3 separate regions of the Homo sapiens genome follow, and all the other regions are linked to region 3. The links are chromatin loops, found by intact Hi-C in ENCODE. Cell type or tissue: heart left ventricle. All regions are shown on one strand. Links, peaks and the distances in the headings refer to the core of each region. The heading gives the core; the rest is flanking DNA.

The links. Peaks named below come from ENCODE experiments on the same cell type or tissue, not always from the same donor. Only the 100,000 strongest peaks of a DNase experiment are listed, where the experiment ranks them.
Region 1: a loop joins it to region 3, with 28 times the contacts of the local background. A loop is called at or near these places in 70 of 110 quality-filtered maps.
Region 2: a loop joins it to region 3, with 11 times the contacts of the local background. A loop is called at or near these places in 58 of 110 quality-filtered maps.

The regions. Positions count from the first base shown.
Region 1 is chr1:181,672,691-181,679,288 of GRCh38, forward strand. All of the region lies in intron 7 of CACNA1E (calcium voltage-gated channel subunit alpha1 E), which reads left to right. Among named protein-coding and RNA genes, the nearest start is that of CACNA1E, 190 kb to the left of the region's middle. In heart left ventricle, for the core only: a CTCF peak has its summit at 3,802 (motif pointing left); no DNase peak of the experiment used is centred there; H3K27me3 peaks cover 987 bases.
Region 2 is chr1:181,933,910-181,940,507 of GRCh38, forward strand. No RefSeq gene overlaps it. Among named protein-coding and RNA genes, the nearest start is that of ZNF648, 120 kb to the right of the region's middle. In heart left ventricle, for the core only: a CTCF peak has its summit at 3,255 (motif pointing left); no DNase peak of the experiment used is centred there.
Region 3 is chr1:181,476,264-181,482,861 of GRCh38, forward strand. It overlaps a transcript of CACNA1E not described here. Among named protein-coding and RNA genes, the nearest start is that of CACNA1E, 4.0 kb to the right of the region's middle. RefSeq lists enhancers at 5,445-5,977, 6,029-6,158 and silencers at 6,309-6,438, 6,479-6,598. In heart left ventricle, for the core only: a CTCF peak has its summit at 3,070 (motif pointing right); no DNase peak of the experiment used is centred there; H3K27me3 peaks cover 2,183 bases.

The sequences.
Region 1 (6,598 bases), core at 2,240-4,739, 200 kb after region 3:
CAGATACCTATTGCAAGGTTGCGCTGTGCTGGTCATGTTCACAGACAATGCAAACATTTTCCCTGCTTTCTAGGCATTTCTTATCCATATAGTCTTTCAAACCTGGTCAAGGTTTTCTCCTGGCAAAATTTGAGAAGTTGGTGGCATTTGTATTTGAGATCATGCACCTTTGCTGTCCCTTAGTTTAATGTTCCCCTTTTCTCTTCCCTGTCCTTCGGTCAGGGAGGAGTTATTTGTTGGACTTAACTAGCTCACGTATGGGGTTTTGGCCTGGGTTCCCTGAAAGACGACCCCAAGAAAAGAATTGGCTGCAAAAGGGAGCAAGTGAGAAAATTGAGGCAGAGAAGGGGAAAAAGCCAAAGAGTTATGTGTTAATTGAGAGGGTTGTCAGTATGAACTGCTGAGGCTTAATCCACTGGGAACCCTAGAAGGAACCATGTAGAACGTACCTCAGCCCTGCTCCACCAAGCAACTGGGAAACTGGGACATAGATACATGTATCTGTATGTTTATGTATGTATGTATATGAGTATGTGTGTGTGTGTGTGTGTGTATTTTTCCCCCATCCATCAATCCCTGTCCATCCTTGAGTGATGACACTTTGGGGCTGCCCTGTTTGTGGACTTAACAGTGCCTGGAGAAATTCCGTAGGTGGAGAAGCAGGAAGATGTAAGCACTCAAAGTGGGCACTGTCACATACCTGTGTGAGTGTTTAAGTCCTGTCCACTGCAGCTGCAGAACCCAGAGGTGGCCCGAGGGGATATGGGGTGGCATCCAGAGCATATGCTCTTGCTCCACATTCAAGGAGTAGATCATTCATTCAACATTTGTGGAGCACCTACTATGTGCCAGGAACAGCTTTTCCAAGGTGAGTGAGTTAGAAGAAGCAGAGTGACAACAGAATTCAGGACTAGAGTGAGCCGGAGAGCAGATGGTCCACTGCCCAGAAAGAGGACATCCCTTATAGGGCCAGCGGATGGAAGCCATGGGCTGGGCAGGACATTCCTGTCCCAACCCACATGGCAGCTAGAGTCCTGGAAATTACAGTCGACATGACCCCACCCCTCTCCTGAAACACAGTTTCCTCCTCCCAACCCCACCCAGCAGTGCACACCCCAACACCCGCTCTGCCAGCTCTCGTTCGTTGCCTCTTTCTCCTCAATATAACCACCATTTTATTTTATCCCAGCTCCCAGCGTGCATTTGTCCTGCACAGCCTTGCTGCCCTTCACCCTGCTCCTCAGTGTAGAGTACCATGTTCCCGTTATTATTGTTCAGTTCCCCAGCCACACAGCTAATCCTGTTAGGGCCAATTTAGGCAATACAAGAGTCTGGAGCTTTTATGACCTAAGCAGTTGGGGCTCTCCTTATGCTACCAATGATAAATGATAGAATAAGTAAGCAGAGGGCTGGGCGCGGTGGCTCATGCCTATAATCCTAGCACCTTGAGAGGCCAAGGCGGGCGGATCACGAGGTCAGGAGATCGAGACCATCCTGGCTAACACGGTAAAACCCCGTCTCTACTAAAAATACAAAAAAAAAAAAAAAAAAAATTAGCCAGGCATGGCAGCGTGCGCCTCTAGTCCCAGCTGCTGGGGAGGCTGAGGCAGCAGAATGGCGTGAACCTGGGAGGCGGAGCTTGCAGTGAGCCGAGATCGCGCCACTGTGCACTCCAGTGTGGGTGACAGAGCAAGACTCCATCTCAAAAAAAAAAAAAAAAAAAAAAAAAAGAATAAGCAGAGTCTCAATTAAAATACTCATTGATCATGTCTGATGTCACAGAGTTTAATCTTAAATTCAGTAGACCCATAAATTAAAAATACTGGATCTCAGTAGCCAGAGGGTCATTCTGTCTTAGAGCCCCTGGACACAGTCCCCCTAATATGGACCAGGCCTCATCTGAATGTTCCATGCCCCCTCAGCTGCGAATTCCCATGTTTTCTGGGCCAGTTATCTGACCTCTTCCTGCGAGGGCAGTGCAGCAGGGGTGTGGGCTCTCAGGGGGACAGAGGGACTCTGCCACAGGCTTGACCTGACCATCTCTCTCAAGTCTCTCTCTACACCCCAGCACAGAGAGAGCAGAGGTCTGCAGAGTGCCACCCCTCTAGCAGCTCTGTGGACCAAACAAGCATTTCACCTGCAGGTGCCAGCTCAGCGTGCCAGGGCATGAGTGTCCCCCAGGTGGCAGGGTGACTGCCTTTCTTAGGTGGCTTATGTTCAGTGTGGAAGTTCAGGCTCTCTCATTCCTGTTTCGATTCCTTTTCCCTCTCTGTCTCACCTGGTCTTTGATAGCAAAGGTTAGTGTTATAATTAAACAATCAATTTAGCAAATTTTCTTTGGGGATTTCCTTTCCTTTTGTTTTGCCAACTGTAATTCCTCCAGTCTCCAGAGAGATCCCCTGTGAAGTGCATCTGAGGTGTTTTCACTTTCCCTCATCCACAGTTGTTGTTGTTTTCAGGGACTAACAAATGACAAATAAGACACAGCATGTTCGTGGTTTATATAAGCAGGAAGGAATATATCTGCTTCTCTCTGCAGGAAGAGAGGAGGAGGAAAAGAGGAGGAGGCACAGCTGATGGCTGCTACCCAAGGCCTTGCTCCGAAACATCATGGGTGACTGGGAGTCTAAGAATATTAATTGGAGACAGTGGGAACAGGGGTAATTTCACGTACCCAGTAGGGACATGCTGTGCTAAGAGCGTGTGAGAAAATAGCGTGTGAGAAAAAATTTACCTGATGGTGCTGCTATAGGTCTTATTTTCTTCCATGTTTTGTTTCTTATGCAAAACGTATATGTGTTAAGAGAAGGGGATGGGGAAGGAGAGTTCATGGAGGAGAGAAGAGGAGGAGAAATAAACTTTGAAAATTCTAGTTGCCATGACAACATAATGAGCTCCAAAAGTGGCATCTCTGAACCAGTTTTGCATGGGAAGGCAGAGAAGCTCAAAAGGGAAAGAATTAAAATAATAAAAATAATAAAACAGTGATCATGAAGCAAAGGATACATCTGAAGAGGCTGTGAGCCCTTCTTGTCACCCTCTGTGTGTTGGGAGTGTCAAAGCTGCTTGCTCCTGGCTGACCTGGGCAGAGCCTGCGGGATTGCCGTCAGGGGTTGGAATGCCTTTGCAGCCTCCCGGGCTCTGGACAATGCGCAGCTAAGGGATTTTGACAAAAAAGACCTCATGCATTGTGTGTGAAGTGCATTGTGCTTGAGAACCCATTGCAAGCCAGGCTGTCTTCCTGCTCCGTTTCTCCTCCCTTTCCTCCCTCCCACCCGCCCTTTCTTATAGCTCAGCTTTACTCTTTTCAATGAATTTCACTGTAGCCCAAGCGACAGTGTGTGCTGTGTCACTCTTACCACCATGGTATAGAATGTAAAATCCCCATTATTGGGCACTCGTTAGAACTATAAGGCTCTTCTCCCCAGCAAAGTGTCCCAGAGCTGTGCGAGGCTTATACAAAAGAAGGAAGCATTGAGAAGTGCAGAATGTGAAAGCCAAGAAGGATTTGTAGGTAATGATGTTTTTGCCCACCATACTCAAATTGGAAATGCACCCACAGCATCTTAGAATTATTTATTATTAAAAGTGTATTTTAATGAAGATATCCCTTGGTATCCCTTGTCCTGGTTCAAGTCGTGTTCATGTTTTCCTCATTATAATGGCCAGGACGTTGCACTACATATGTTTCCATAATATAATCGGTGTTTAACAGCATCTGAGCCAATCCATCAGTTAAGGCACTTGTTCTGAGAACTGGTTGAATGTGGGGATCCTGCTGCCCCCTTGTGCTTGTTTGATATTGTTGCCCACGAGACTATCTAGGGTGTACATTATGATGTCTCTACCACCAAGCTCTGTGTCTGGCACACAGTAATTAATATATGTTGAATGAATGAGTGCTTAGTTCCAGCTGAAGCATGAAGCCCTCCTTAGTATATATGTGCTCCGGCTAGACTCCAACGAATAGCTGTTTGGCAATACATGTCAAGTTGAGTGGATGATGTATAAGTGAACTAATATCCCCTATGGAGGACAGCAATTCTCAGTGAAATAAGCAAATCATTGTGTGAGTTCTGTGTATCAGCAAAGATTAAATCTATTAAGTTTTTAGCTTCTTTCAGATGTTAACCACTTAAGTAGTTAATATTTGCATAATGCTTCCTATAGTTTAGAACCATTAGTCAGTGAGGGGAACCTCCTTTTCTCTGTTATATTTCTTGGTGGAAGAACTTCCTCCAGAAAACACTTTTTAGGCCTTTGTCATCATCCTTTGCTCATTCCTCCTGAACTGTAATAGATGGATTTAGAAGAACTGGCTGTGCTCCTCTCAGCTTCTTCCTCCTCTTTAGAACTGGCCGGCCCTCCAGGAACGTATCTTCTCTACTCCCTTTTGCTTGTAGCTTCTGGGACAGTGCCCTGTAATAGGGTAGGACTGGGCTTCTGTGGTTGTTCCTATGACTGGATGGTTCAAAATTCTGGGGTATACACTCAGGATAGATCTAGAAGATAGATGATAGATCTAAAGTCATGTTCTCCAACTTGCTTTATCAGAAATGAAACTGATTATTTTTTGTCTTTATTTATCTAACTCCAGTATGTCCCGTGTCTCAGCTGGTTTCATAATCAGGAGGGGAATAAAAGGAAAATTGTATACTGATCCCCACAGCACTGCTATACATGATTAGAAAGTCTTTTCCCCCTTTAAACATGTAATTTTAAATGATACAATACAATCTCAGATGTGATTTTTGTCACCTTCAAGACATCCAGCAATTCTAGCACCTTAGATATTTATATCGCAGGTCAGTTGGAAAAGAGTAGTCACAAAACACAAATTATGTTCATAGTACACTTGGCTAGTGTGCAATTTCCTGATCACCAAACACAGGAGAATTCAAAAGAAGTATGAAACCTGGTCCTTTGTCTTGGGGGCTTATTTCCTCCCACAGAAAGCTGAAACCTGCCACATCTTTTCATATGGGTGATCCCTGAAATAGGCATTCTGGGCTGGAGATACCACTGTGGTTTCTATCATGTAAGAGCAGTTTTGTAGAAGAGGTGAGATTTGAACAGGGCTTTGAAAGGTAGCTGGAACTTATATAAGCCCAGGGGTGTCATAGAGTGGGTTTTGGGGGAGAAGTTTTAGGAATAACAGGATGATCCCCAACTTTGAGGCAGGCCCTAATTTATTTGTGGGATAAAAACGATATTGAATATGAGAGTGGTGGGAACATCATTGGTTTAGTTAGGTCTGGTTAGATCATGGAGGACCTCACAGCAGAGGGAATTAAGGCAGGAGAGTTACTGTGGGTGCTGGATGGAGGGGGCAGGATGACCATGCGGGACATAGTATTTGGGGAAGATTAGCTTGCAGGCCTGTTCTGTGGATGAGGACACTTGCTTGTCTGGGTTCTCTGCTGCCTCTTCAACTTTAATCTTCTAGGAACTCTGAGTGGCCCCAGCATGAGGGCTCTAGTGGTGCCCCTCTGCCAGCCACTCTGAACTGTGGCAGACTTGCCCAGCACAGAAGTTAGGATAGGCTGTCTCTAAAAGAGGACTGAGAGAGTGTTTATTCTACCCAGACCATGGCTTTGAGATTGGATATCAGGATGCATGTTATTTTTTTAAAAGAGCTTTTTTGTTGTTATCTTCTAGATAAATGAGAAATCAGAAACAAAGTCACCATTCACCTGAAAAGGCACCACTGTCTGGGAGCAGTAGCAATGGGCTATATATAATAACAATAATGATAATAAAACAGGTACTGTTTATAAAGTGTTAACCGCCTGTTAGAACTTTTCTTATTGTATTGCTGCACATCTATCTAACATGTATGTATCTAACAAGGACATACTGAACTAACAAGGACACACTGAATACTGGTATTAGGATTTGAAAAGGCTGGGGTAAATACAGACATACAAAAACAACCCTGATTTGAAGGTTTTGGAAGGACCTCTTAGGAAAAGAGGGAGGCAATTTAGCATTGTTTTGGATTACGGGGCTCAAATCCTCATTCTTCATTTAATTAGCTGTGTCACCTTGGGCACATTTTCTAACCTTTCTCAGACTTAGTTTCTCCACCTGGAAAGTGGGGATCATAATATTTCATGGAGTTTTTGTTGATTAAATGATGTAATGAATACAAAGAACTTAGCACAGTGCCTGGCACATAAGAGATGTTCAGTAACACATAACTATTAAGAACCTCTTAAACTAGCCTCCTGTGAAACATGAATTTTCTATTATTCATTTTTATCTTTGAGTTAAGGCTTTTTAAGAGCCTCTAGATAACTACAAATATGATATCTGGTGAAAGTTCCACATTTTCTTCCTCATGGTCTTTCACACCTTTGCATGACGCACTTACTGGCACCTAAGGATGACAGAGTCCCAGGAGAGAGGTACTCAGACAGGACAGAGTCATTTTAATAGATAGGGAGTAGAGTTGTAAACGATGAAGAAATCTGGAAAAGAATAGCCGGAAAGTTAACAAAATGTATTGGATAACTACAATGTGCTAGGTTTTGTATATTATCTCTTCCTTACAACAATTCAGTATGACAGGCTGTGTTTCTCCATATTACCCATGGTG
Region 2 (6,598 bases), core at 2,252-4,751, 460 kb after region 3:
CCCAAGAAGATGAACTTCTTGGAATATCTGATGTGTTTAAATATATTGAGAAGAAATGTACATATATGGAAGAATGTCTAGGTAGGAATTAGTGGTAGGTGAACAGAAAACTGCACAAACGAAGAAATAAGACAATTATTAACTCCAAGGAATATTAAATGTTGTACAAGAAAGAAAATGCAATCATCCTTTACACTACATGGACATGCTGTGAATACAGTCATAATTATGTAAACACTGAATACAGATCTAACTAAAATGATGATATAAGCCTACTGGGAGGTTTGGAAAAAAAAATTGTGGAGGTGGGTGAGGGAGGTGTTAAAGAGAGCTAATTCTTCATCTTTCATAGTGAGAATTTAATAATTCCTAAAATGAAAAATCAAGAGGTCGGCAGTAGAAACATGTTATTTAACAATTTGGAGGTAAATGCCCAAAGAGCAATCAAAAGTGGTTGCCTCTGGGAAGTGGGAAAGAAGGATGGAGAAGGGGAAGGCCGGGAATCTGCTATTTTTCATAATAAGGCTTATAACTACTTGACTTCTTAGAACCCATATAACATTTAAATTTAAAAAGATTTCCCTGGGTGGAGAGAAGGAAGAAATCATCTTCAAGTATTTACAAATACTCAACATGTGACACAGTGGGGAATACACTCAGAGTTGCCCTAGGGCGTTGGAGTGTGGAAGAGTTAGGAGACCTGGGAGAGGCCAGCAGAATCCAGATCATGAAGGGCTTTGCATGCCCTCAACCCAGATGGATCACTTCCCAGGGCCTTGTGAGAAATCTCAAACCGAACCATGGAAAACGGAAGATCGGCTGGGCTATTAAAATGGAAAAATGTTGGTCTGGTTTCTGGAAGGAAGAAAGAACAATGGCTCATTGTTCAGGTAAAATTCTAGAATGGACTTTAAAATGAACAATTTTGACAAAAGGAATAATCATAAAAAATCAACATGGGTTCATGAAGAAGTTACACCAGAATCCCTCTTTCTTATCCAGTGTGATTATGAGATTGAAAGATACAAGAAAGCTGAGCACACAGGATATCTTTATTTCAGTTAAATACTTGTCTTCTTGCTGCTGCTATGAATAAGACGAAGATGTGGACCAGGCGACAATATGGTGGGGTGACTATGTAACTGATTGATTAGCCATAAGCTGTGGTTTATGTCCTTTGCTCAGGGGTTCTGCCCTAACTGATTTCTGTCCCAAATCAGTATTTTAAACCATGAATTGGATGATGACATTTTTATCAAGTTTCCATGTCAGAACCCCAAAAAGGCTAATATTTGGAAAAGGCAGCCTTCTAAATGATCTCGACGTGTATGAAATAATGGATTGACTCTAACAACCTAAGCTTACTAGTAACAAATATGAATTCCTTTGCATGGGGTATGTCGCCCTGTCATCACCAGGCCAGCTTTACCTGTGGCTACAAGTTCCTTAGACTCTGGACAAAGGTAACTACCTGCAGTACTGAGACGAGCCTTGCTTCTTCTAAGTGTCCCCCCACTTTTCTCCTCCACCCCACAATATACTTAATCAACACAAACTCCACTGGCAGATTCAGCACAAGCTATGAATTTTTGTCTTACTGCACCCTCTCTTTCTCTACCCCAATACCAATAGGATTTGACATTTTTTCCTTTGGGTTCCCACTGTACCCAAGTGATGTCTCCAAACTAGCTATAGCACTCCAAGGCCATTTCCCCCTTTAATTAGTGAGGAAGTATAATGGGGTAGTTAAATAGCTGCTGGAACCAGACTCACTGGGTTCAAATCCTGGCTCTACCATTTATTGACTGTGAGATGGTGGGAAAGTCCCTTAAATGCTCTGTGCCTCAGTCTCCCCATCTAGAGAGAAGAGGTGATAATACTTCCTACCTCACTGGGAGGAAAAGAGGATTAAATAAGTTGATGTTAATAACTAGCACAAGGAAAGTATAAACAGTTATACGTATATACCTGTCTCTCTTAATAGTCACTGACCACCTTATGAATTGTATCTCCATATCACAGCAATTAACATTTTGGAACATAGCAAATCCAAGAGCACTGACTTACAACCCTTCAGTAGCTCTCTACCACCCCTAAGACAAAGACCAACTTCCACAGCCTGCCTAGATTTCCTTGAGACCTGGCAGGAGCTGGCCTCTCAAGCCTACACTCTCCCCCAACACTCTTCAGATGCTACACTGAAGCCCTGAAAAATATCCCAGCCACTAACCTTCTCCAGACCTTTGTTCTGAGGCCTTCTCCACCCTCTGAATGTTGATGTTCTAGCCAGAGCCAATTTCACGGCTAGACAGCTGGCACAGAGCAGCAGAACCCAGAAAAATAGTGACGGCTCATGGTTCACCAGTGGCTTACTCTTTGTGAGGATGTCACCATGGACCAGAACATGTGTCACCTCCACACCACCCTCAGGCTGCCTGTGTGAGCATCTCAGCATGCACCAGAACATGTATCACTCACATACTGCCAACAGGCTCTCTGTGTGAGCGCCTCAACATGGACCAGGGTGTCACCTCCGCACCACCATCAGGTTCTCTCTGTGTCTTTCCATGAACCAGGACATGTGTCACCCCCACACTGCCATCAGGCTGAGTGCCTCACCATGGACCAGAGTGTGTGTCACTCCTCCACCACCATCAGGCTCTCCCATCATTTGAGTGGCTTCTTGCAGAGCCTATTAGCACCTGAAGGGAGCCCTCATCTCTCTGAGCCCTTGGTCTCTCAGGACAGCTTTTTCCTCATGTGCACTGCCCTCTTCAATGCAGATATTCTCGGGGAGTCCAGTTAATTTTTTACTCTTGTAAAATTAACTCAGTATTAGCCAGATCTGGGAATATTAGCTGAGAACATCTTGGTTTCTTCATGACCTTTACATATAACTAATGTTTTGTGGTCAGGGCCTCTGTCATCTCCACATTTGACTTTCTCAGATTCCTAATCTGAGTCATGAACTTGGAAGGTACTTTCAAACCTCACTGTTGATTTTGACAACCTGAAAGCCCACAACTGGGGGTGAAGGGGAAAACACCCACTGGACTGAGAAGAAACGTGCTTATGTTGCCCTCTCTGAAAACCTTTAATCACTATTAAAAAAAAAAAAAAAAAAAAAGCAAAAACAGTGTCCTGTGTAAGTTCAGCTCTCTGGGGCATGTGGACCTCCACAAGCTAGGGGCCATTTCCTGATGCAGAGCCTCCGGTTGCCTGTGACTGGAACCGCAGTGCCATCCAATGGCAATCTTGTGTAATGCAGTAGCTCCTCCATCTTTCTGCACCTGTAGTTTTCCTAGTGCTCCTGAACAGGAAGCCTCACAAGTCCTGTGGTATAAAAACCTGTTTTCTGTTCCTGTGTTGGTTTGCTTAGGATAACGGCCTCCAGCTCCTTCTGTGTTGCTACAAAGGACATGATCTTGTGTCCTTGAGGGTGGAAGGTGGGAGGAGGCAAAGGATCAAAAACTATCGGGTACTATGCTTATTACCTGGGTGACAAAATAACCTGTAAACCAGCACCCCCTGCCGCCGTGATATGCAACTTGCCCATATAACAAACCTGCACACGTACCTCTGAACTTAAAAGTTAAAAAAAGGAAACCTGTTTTCTCAATGTCATTTGAGTATGCAGCCTTTTTCTTTCTTTTTGTTTAATGTCTACGAACCTTTTGAAGGCTTAATGCTTTATAGAGTTTGAGCAGCAGTTCGCAAAGTGTGGTCCAGGGAGTCCCAAGAACCTTTTAGGGATTTTGCAAAGTCAGAATTATTTTTATAGTAATACTAAGACATATTCCGCCTTTGGCTTCTTATTCCCTTATAAGGGTACACTGGAGTCTTCCCAGGGCTATGTGACCTACACTGTCCTCAGAGGCAGATATGAGACTCAAACAGAGGCAGATATGAGAATGGAGCTGCCTTCTATTAAGCAAGATATTATAAAGATTTGCAAAATTTAAAAAACGTCATTTATTACTTTTTTGGAAAATACAGTTATTTTATTGAAATACGTTATTATGTGTATGTAATAATTGGTTTTGTTGTTGTTGTTTTGTTTTTTTGGTTTTTTTTGAGACGGAGTCTCGCTCTGTCGCCAAGGCTGGAGGGCAGTGGTGCGATCTCGGCTCGCTGCAAGCTCCGCCTCCCGGGTTCACACCATTCTCCTGCCTCAGCCTCCGGAGTAGCTGGGACTACATGCACCCACCACCATGCCCAGCTAATTTTTTGTACTTTTAGTAGAGACGAGGTTTCACCGTGTTAGCCAGGATGGTCTCGCCCTCCTGACCTCGTGATCCGCCCGCCTAGGCCTCCCAAAGTGCTGGGATTACAGGCGTGATCCACCGCGCCCGGCCAAGAATTGTTATTTTTAATGAACATTTTTAAAATTTCTAATTTTGAATATGGTTAAGTATTGAGAGACGTTACCCCCCCCCCCCCCACATAGACTAAAGCTCTTTAGAGTCCTGGATATTCATTTTAAGAGTGTAAAAGGGTATTGAGACTAAAAAACTTAATAACCGAAAACTTAAAAACTTAAGTTTCAGAGGCTTAGTTGGACTGTCCAACTATGTACTCTCATCATTTCTGTATCGAATGGGACACATGGGTGGCACAGAACCTCACTGGCATAGTAAACAAGGGGATGTGGATATATTTTTTCTAGGGAGAAGGCTTAGCTTTCCTCTAGTTTTCAAAGCTCTGTATGACACTGTCCAACCCCATAAAGGTTAGGAGCCACTTAAAAGCGAGCATGACAGCCAAGGGGCTAGAAGGCTTGACACTCATCCCCTCTCTGACACCGACTACTCTGTGACAGATACGAGTCACCTAATCTTTGCTTTATGAGAGGAAAGGGGTAGAGGATCTGTCTGGTGTTTCTCTACTGTCAAAATATAGAAAAATCAGATAAATGTCCATTTTAATTACTTTATAGTTAAAGGAACAATCTTTTAAGTTGTGTTTTATACGATGCCTTGTCCATAAAAGAACTGAAGGTAGTTTGATTCTTCCCTAGCTAGTGTGAAAAATGTGATCTACAGCCTGGGGTAACCAAAGGAGAGTAAATTGAAAAGGACTTATTGCTTTTCCAGATGTTTGTCTATTTTAGTGATCTTTCAAAGATCATGTTGTTGGACTTATTTATCAGGCCTACTGCCTTTCATTTTTCTGTTTTATAGTCTCTTGATTTTTGTTTTCCTGGATAAATATATTTCATTACTTCTTGTTTTATAATTACTTAACACCATGAATTTTCCCTTTAAGGTACAGATTTAGCTATATTCTTTGTTTTTATATATAATGTTCTATTTTTTTAAAATTCTAATTATTGAAGTTTTAGTTTTTTCTATTGTCCAAAAATTAAAAGCTTTTAAAAGTTTCTTATGATTCTTTTAAAAAATACTCGATTTCTAGTTGCATTACATTTTTATAACTGCTGTATTGATATAATTCACATACCCTAAAATTTACCTTTTTAAAGTGTATAATTGTTTTTTGTATGTCAGTTATGTAATAATCACTACCATCTAATTTTAGGACATTTTTATCACTCCAAAAAGAAAACCTATATCCATTAGCCATCACTCCCTAATCTCCTTAGACCCCCACCCCACTCCCATCTTAGAAACCTCTCATGTATTTTCTATCTCTATAGATTTTCCTGTTAGGGACATTTCATATATATGGAATTATATAATATGTTGCCTTTACTGTCTGGCTTCTTTTACTTAGCAAAATGTTCTCAAGTCTTTTCTATGTTGTAGCAAGAATAAATACTTCATTCTTTTTTATGGCTGGAATAGTACTGCATTGCATGAATTTACTGCATTTATCTCTGTTCATTAGCTGATGGGCATTTGGATTGTTTCCTTTTTGGGTTATTATGAATAATGCTACTATTAACTATTGTGCACAAATTTTTGCATGAATAAAAACACACAAAAACTATTCCTCTTTGCTGTATACCTTTACCAGTTGAATTGCTGTATTATATGGTATATTAAAACTCTATGTTTAACATTTTGAGGAACTGTCAAACTGTGTTCCAAAGTGGCTGTATCATTCTATAGTCCAACCATTTCTCCACATTCTGCCCAATAATTGATATTTTTCTTATTTTAGTCATCCTAGTGGGTATGAAGGAGTAGCTCATTGTGGTTATGATTAGCATTTTCTTAATGACTTATGATGCTGAGTCCACTGCATTTTGGTCAGAGATTGTGGCCAAATCTTAGAATTTATTGTGATTTTTTCTTTGTAGCTTAATATGTGATCAATTAAATATTCTCTTAATTGCAGAAGACAAAATCTTTGTTCTTCAGTAAAATGTGATGGTTTTCTATAAAGATCTCTGATATGTAGGGTATACATTGCAATATACATATTATTCAATTATATCCTTATTATTTGCCTGTTAAAAATGCAAAATGTCGAAATATTACTATATTTCTGCTTCTTCTTGTATTTCTATCATTTTACCCTTAAACAAATTGAGGCAATGTTATTTGGTACATAAAGGTTTATGACAGTTTCGGCTTCATTGAGAACTACATCCTTGTTAATATAGTGGTTCTCTGTGTAAAAATGTATAAAATTT
Region 3 (6,598 bases), core at 1,883-4,382:
TGGGAATGCCTTCTTCCCTTTGATTATTTTATACTAGGTGGGTGTAACCAGCTGCTCAGTGTAGGAGAGAGTGGGAGAGAGAGGGTGTGGTGATGGACAGGTGGTGGCTTAATCTGCTGATGATTCCAACACAAAGGGTTCTTGGAGAGGCAGGATTGGTGGGTGCAGTGGAATCTTATTCTCTTTCTCTGGGCCTTCAGGGCCCCTTTAGGCTTGACTGCAGCTGTGAGCTGCATTTTCTGTTACTGCGGCATTATCTTCAAGAGTGAAATGTAGGGAGTGGATCAAGACCAGGCAAGACACGAATCCAACCTGGGCACCTTCTCCTAGGCACTGCCTCCTTTGGGCTAGCCCCTGACATGATACCTGACACGTGGAAGGTGCTCACTGCATGTCTGCTAAATGAACCAATCGGCCTGAGCCCACCCGGGCTGAACGAGCTTTGCAAGGTGTGGGCTGTGTTGTGTTTTCTGAGTCAAGAGGCCGTGGGGGTGGATGGATGGATGTGCTCCTGCCGGTTGTTCTCACCCTCTGCTCACCCCCATCAGTGGGAGCTGGGGCGCTGCTGAGTCCTCCTGCTGCACTTTGCCTTGGCTGAGCAGCAAGGTTGGGCCCTGAGGGTGGGAAGGGAGGTAGACAGTGATGGGCATGGGATCCTTTGCTGTCTGGGGCTAAACTCCGAACCTCCAAATCAACTTTCCCAATAAAGCTTAATATCTATTAGGGTAAGCATATTTTTGGCTTTTCTCTGGGCTGAAAGGTGACCTCATCTTATGGGAAAGAAAGGCTTGAAGTGGTAATGCTATAATCTTCGTGATCCTAGATACATTGAAAGAAAATAAAAATGCTGATTTACTAATTAACTCCATGCATCTTGTGTACTGCCCCCCTCCCCACCCCCCAAAACATCCTAAACATTCATGCTGCAGGCTGCTGCTCCATGCCTCCAATAAACTAGCTCTTCAAAGAGATCTCTTTTGTATTCTTCCCTTTTCCAGCTGCCTCCAGTGGGAGGGGATGGCTCCCTGCTCTGTTGTCTCCCAGTACTCTCCTGTGGTGCACTCCACATCCCGCCTTGTATTCGAGCCCTTTGTGGGTATGTTTTCCCTTCTCCTCTTTTGAACTGTAAGTTTTTAGAGGCTATGACTGTGTCTAATTTATCTCTGAGCCCCAGAATCCCTGAGAACAATGTGTGGCTCATCAAAGGGGATTAATGAGTATTTGTTAAATGGGTTTATGAATTCATGAATAAGTAAACAAACACACAGCTCTCTCAGGTATCATGGCCTTTGGGTCTCCAGACACTGGTCTCTACTATTTTTTTTTCCTTTTTTCCTCCATTCCTCTTTCTGACCTGATCTCAGGCACTTACATGTCTCTGCTCCTCTGTCCATCCCCCGCACAACAGAGTGTGTTCATCCCTGGCTGCACTTCTGAAGTTGGCTTTCAGAAACAGAGTCTGTAGACATGCAGTGTTTCCAGTGTGTTACCGTGGTCACAGCTACTGAAGGTGAAATGTACATAACAAGTACTTACGTAGCACATACTTATTGTGTGCAAGGTACTGATCTAAGAGCTTTATGCATATAAACTAACTTAATTTTCACAACAGCCCAGTGGAGCAGAATGGTATTATTCTTAACAATTAAACCCTCTGGGAGACTCTCTGGTTCAAGGTCATGCCTTACCTCTCTAAAGCTCAAGATCCTGCCTATAACTTGACTCTTAAGCAAGGAAAATATTATTTTGACATGCAGTATGTTAATAATGGTCACATATTGTGAAGAATCCTGTCCTTATTATTAGGAGATCCAGCTCTGCTATTTCCTAGCTCTGTGCACTTGGACAAGTCCCTGACTCTCTGGGTGTTCAGATAACAGGATGTGCCTCACAGTCCTTCTGCAAAGATGCAATGAGAAAACATTACGGTTGGCACCCAGGAAGTGATGGGTTGTCATAAATGAATGGTTTTTAAAACACTTTAAAACCAACTTTGCTGACCTGTGGTTAGCTGATAGCATGTTGGAGTGTGGGGCTTCTCAGGCTTAGGTTTGAGAGATGCTGATTCTAGGGACGGACATTACATAAGGATGTGAAGTTATGTTTTCACCCAAGTAAGGGCTGTGAGGTATTGTGAAAGCCACCAGACTCCCAAGATGTCTGCATTGCCATAATGCTCCTCTGCTCCACTATGCATTTGCACATGGTCTCCTGCCAACTTTTTTCTTAAGAACCCACTCCCAAATCCTCTCTGCATTATGTTCCTTAGAGCACTGCTTTGCATAAGAGTCTATTTCTTGGAAAAGCTCAACGGAGGAAAAATAGAACAAAAGGGGCTCTGATAACTTAAGCATAAGCTATCTGAGTGTAACTGGCAGGGTGGGGGAAGATGAAGGAGCAGGCCTGGTGGGAGGGGCACAGGCCATTTGGATGAAGCCCACATTCACAGACTTCTCAGTGATGGGTGAAAAATCTCTTATGAAGATGGCCCAAGGCCTGACAGATCTGGGAAGAGCTTAAGAATGAGGGTAATAGGCCAACTGCTTCTCCAACTTTGCCACTCATGTCCATCTGTCTTAGTACAAACTCCCACAGGCTGCCTGATCTGGGGCAGTGTGGACACCTTGTTTTCTGCCTTTTCCAGAAGAGGCTGGAGGGACTACCTACCAGTCCCCTTCACACCTGATTGCAGCTCGATGATACACTGCAGTAGAGGGGCTGCAGGATAAATGCTTTGAAATGTAATAGTCTTCATGGGCTTTATAAAGTAGGAAAGTTTTCCACTTGCTTCCTTAGCTCCTGTTGGGTTTCCACTTTGCAGGTCATTGCTTTCAGAAAAACATGTGGAGCATTTGGTAACCCCATCTTAACTTGGGAGGGTGTGTGTGGGGCTGCACTTTCCAACTACTGTGAGATGGGCTGGCTGCATTGTGGTGAAATTTAGTACCTCAACAAAGTCCCATAGGGGAGTAGAGGGCTGTTGACAAGAGGTCAGAGCCTAGGAATATCTAAGCTCTGAGGCATGGTGCATGGGGTGCTGGGCTGCCAAGCACTCGTGCTCAGTGACCAGTAGATGGTGCTCTGACAACAGGAAAATACAGTTACTGTCCCTCTGAGACTGGAAAGGGATTTTCAGATGGTCTTCAGACTGGTTTCCAATCAGAGTTATGACTAATTGCTAATTTTCCACATTTCCATTTGTGGATCCTTAATAGGACAGTGGAACTCGGGGCACTGGAAGGAGAATGCCCACCAAATTCCCATATGAAGAAATTCCCATATGAAGTCATGCAATACCGCATGACTACAGTATTCTGGTCATGAACTTTTTCTGAGGATCCTCCTGGATATTGAGGGCATGGTGCCAGGAACACTTGGCCTCTGATCAAATTCAATTTGAGGATGGTAAGCATAGCATTTCCATAGGCTTAGTGTCATTGTATAGTTTCTTCTCTTGATAAACAATTTAGAATTACCCTATTGCTGTCCTGAAGGGCAGCATGGGTTTTAGAAAGAGCCGCAGATTGGAAGTCAGATGTGTTAGAAGTCCACACTCTGCCGCTTATCAGATGTGGGCAAACGGCTTAACGTTGCTGAAACTCTGCTGCTTTGTCTGTCAAGGGTCGTGATACATGTGTTACCAGGCTCACCTCAGAAGTTTGGAGTCAGGCTCAGCTGTGGGGCTTATGTAAACTGAAAACTATTAAACACATGTATTATTCAACCATTAAAATTGTAGCCACTGGCGGGGCGCAATGGCTCATGCTAGCACTTTGGGAGGCTGAGGCAGGTGGATTGCTTGAGCCTAGGAGTTGCCAGCTAGGACAACATAGTGAGACCGTCGTCTCTATAAAAAAAAATAAAAACAACAACTGTAGCTGCCTTGGGGGCTGGTAGAATGGGGGATTAGAGAGTATGAAACCAGTATAGAAATTCATAGATCTCAAAGCTCTCAAGAGCTATGACAGCCAGGTGGGGGTGGAAGATGAGAGTCTGTCTTCCTGCTAGCACTGCTGCCCTTAGGCCAAGTCTCTTCACAAAGCCATTTATGCCATTATGTTTGCCCCTTTCCTTTTTGGCTGCACCCTCCAAGAATTATCCCTTTTAACTCACATAGGTGCTGAAACTCCCTAAGGTATTCCACATTAATTCCCAACCTATGCATTTATGATTCCTGTCTCCTTGGAAGGCAAGAAGGCAGATATCAACTCCAGTGTGTCGTCGCATTTGCACATGTAGTATCCCATCTTGAGTATTCTAGGTCTCTGAAGAATTACAACAGCCAAAGAGAATACAGGACGTGGAATACTGGATCTCTGCTGACATCTGATAACACTGAAGAGACAAGTCGGGGATCTCTGATGTTCCAAGAACTAAGTCTGGGAAGTAAAAGGCTAGTGAGCCCTGCTTATTCTGGGCATTGAGAAGGTATGCCGCCAGCCTGCTGAGGCAGAACCACAAAGGAAAGGGGTGAGGTGACAGCATGAGAGTGAAGTTCATGAAGCTTTCTGGCCTGCAAGGTTATACAATCTAGTATAATCTAGTGTAAAAAGCTACATGATTTATGTCATCACCCATCTTGTTCATTATAGTATCCTCAGTGCCTAAAACAGTGCCTGGCACCTGGAAGGGACTCAAAGATACTTCTCTAATGATTTGAATGAATTTTGTGCTATGGATTATGGTACTGTCTGAAAGGAGCGACATACACTTAATAATTTCTGAAAGCCCTTTTTCTAACCCTATGTAGTTTACAGGGATACCGAGATAGCCACTTGGGACTAGTTCTAAGTGACTGGCTGATGGGACTTCATGGTTCACAGCACCACCCTCCCTCCGTTTCACGACTGACTAGGTATTCAGACAGAAGAGGACCCTCTGATTAAAGCAGGAGGAAGGACAGAGTAAGGCAGTAATGTGAAATCAAAGTAACAATTACAGCTGACTCACCTTGAATAGTAATTTCACCTGAAATGGGCTCCCCTGAATCCAAAGGTCAAATGCCTTCCCCAAGGGCAGCAGGCTGGACATGTTGAGACCATTCCTTTGGATTTCCAGTAGAGAATTTTCCTACACACACACACACACACACACACACACACACACACTCTCACATACATTCTCACACAACAGACACATGTCAGTGCTCACAGGGCCTTGCCCACAGACAGACACATACCCGTAGAAACACACATGCCATGCACTCAGACATCACCTCACTTCTCAACAGTTAATCTCACTTCACAGGCGTGAAGCCATACTCACCCATGGTTTCCAACCTCTGGGCTTTGGTCAGTGTCTGTTTCCTTCCTCAGCCCCTCCTTTCCTTCTTCCCTTCCATTGTTCGGGTTGGAAGGATTTGGAGAGGCCTATGTGTTGAGCCAAGGCAGGAAAACACAGAAGACGGTGTGCCCCAGCTAGTGTGGACATGGGAGGGGACAGCTGGTCCCTGCCCTCAGTTCAAACCACCAGTCACCTGTGGGGAAGGGCTTGGCGGCTAAACAGGAGCTCTTTCCCTGGGGCTTGGAGTCCACCTTTCCCACCTCTGCAGCTCAGATACCAATTCTATTTTTTTTTTTTTCTACATTAATGGGTTGGGTTTGAGAAAGTCCGTGGAGCTTATTTGGGAGTAAAGGATGGGGGGCGGGAGGATCCTTCTGATTGTTCGCATTTCGAGAAGGGTAGTTTTAGCCCATAACTCACCATGGAGGGCCCTTCCAGGAGACGTCGGGCAGGGCTTTCCTACAGCGGAACCGGGAGGCCGCCCCGTGAGGGCAGAAGCTCCCGCCAGGAGCCAGCACCACCAGCAGAGTGTGGAACCCCCAGAGGTCCTAGCCTCCTCCACGGGGCCTCCCAGGTGCTAAGTGGGGAGATGGGGAGAGGGTTCTGCCCTCTACTTGGAAATGCCTGGCCGTGTTCGTGGAGCCTGGGAGGTGCGGAGGAGCGGCGACGCGGCCATGGCGCTAGGCGCGCAAAGGCCCCGACACCTTACTAGGGCGGCGGCGGGCCCGTGGCACCGCTCCCGGCACCGAACAGGGCACAGCACTGGGGACACCTCTCTGCAGGGACCCAAGACGCGCGTGCGTGTGCGCCCCACGCCAGGCCCTCGCTCTCTTGCGGAGACTCCGCCGCATCGCTGGCTGCACCTGCCTCTCTCTTCTCGGCATTACTTGGGGGAAAGGGGACTCTTCACTGGACCTTTGCAGAGGTGGCTGCTACCCTTTGGCCACATAAATCAAGAAGGCAAGCCAGCCTCACCTTCCAGGAACCTCCAGCCTTCCGGCTGCGTCCCCGCCCCTCCCGCCTGGCCAGCTCCTCCCCCGCTTCTCCCAGCGCTCTTGCGCGCCTCGCTGCGCCTCTGCGCGCCGCTCGCTGTCCTCTGCCTCGCCTCCCCATTCTCCTTCCGCATCTTCTCCAGTGCTCCGCCGAGGGCGCTGCCTGCGGGGAAGAGGGAGACTGAGCCGTTAGTGAGGAAGTTCGGTCTGTGGACAAGTGTGGTGCCAGGCCGCCGCGAGGCTCGGCTGCAACCTGTTCCTCGCCCGCCGGTGCTCGCCGCCCGCCCGCTCGCACTCCCGCCCTCTCGGCGGCGCAGCCGCGG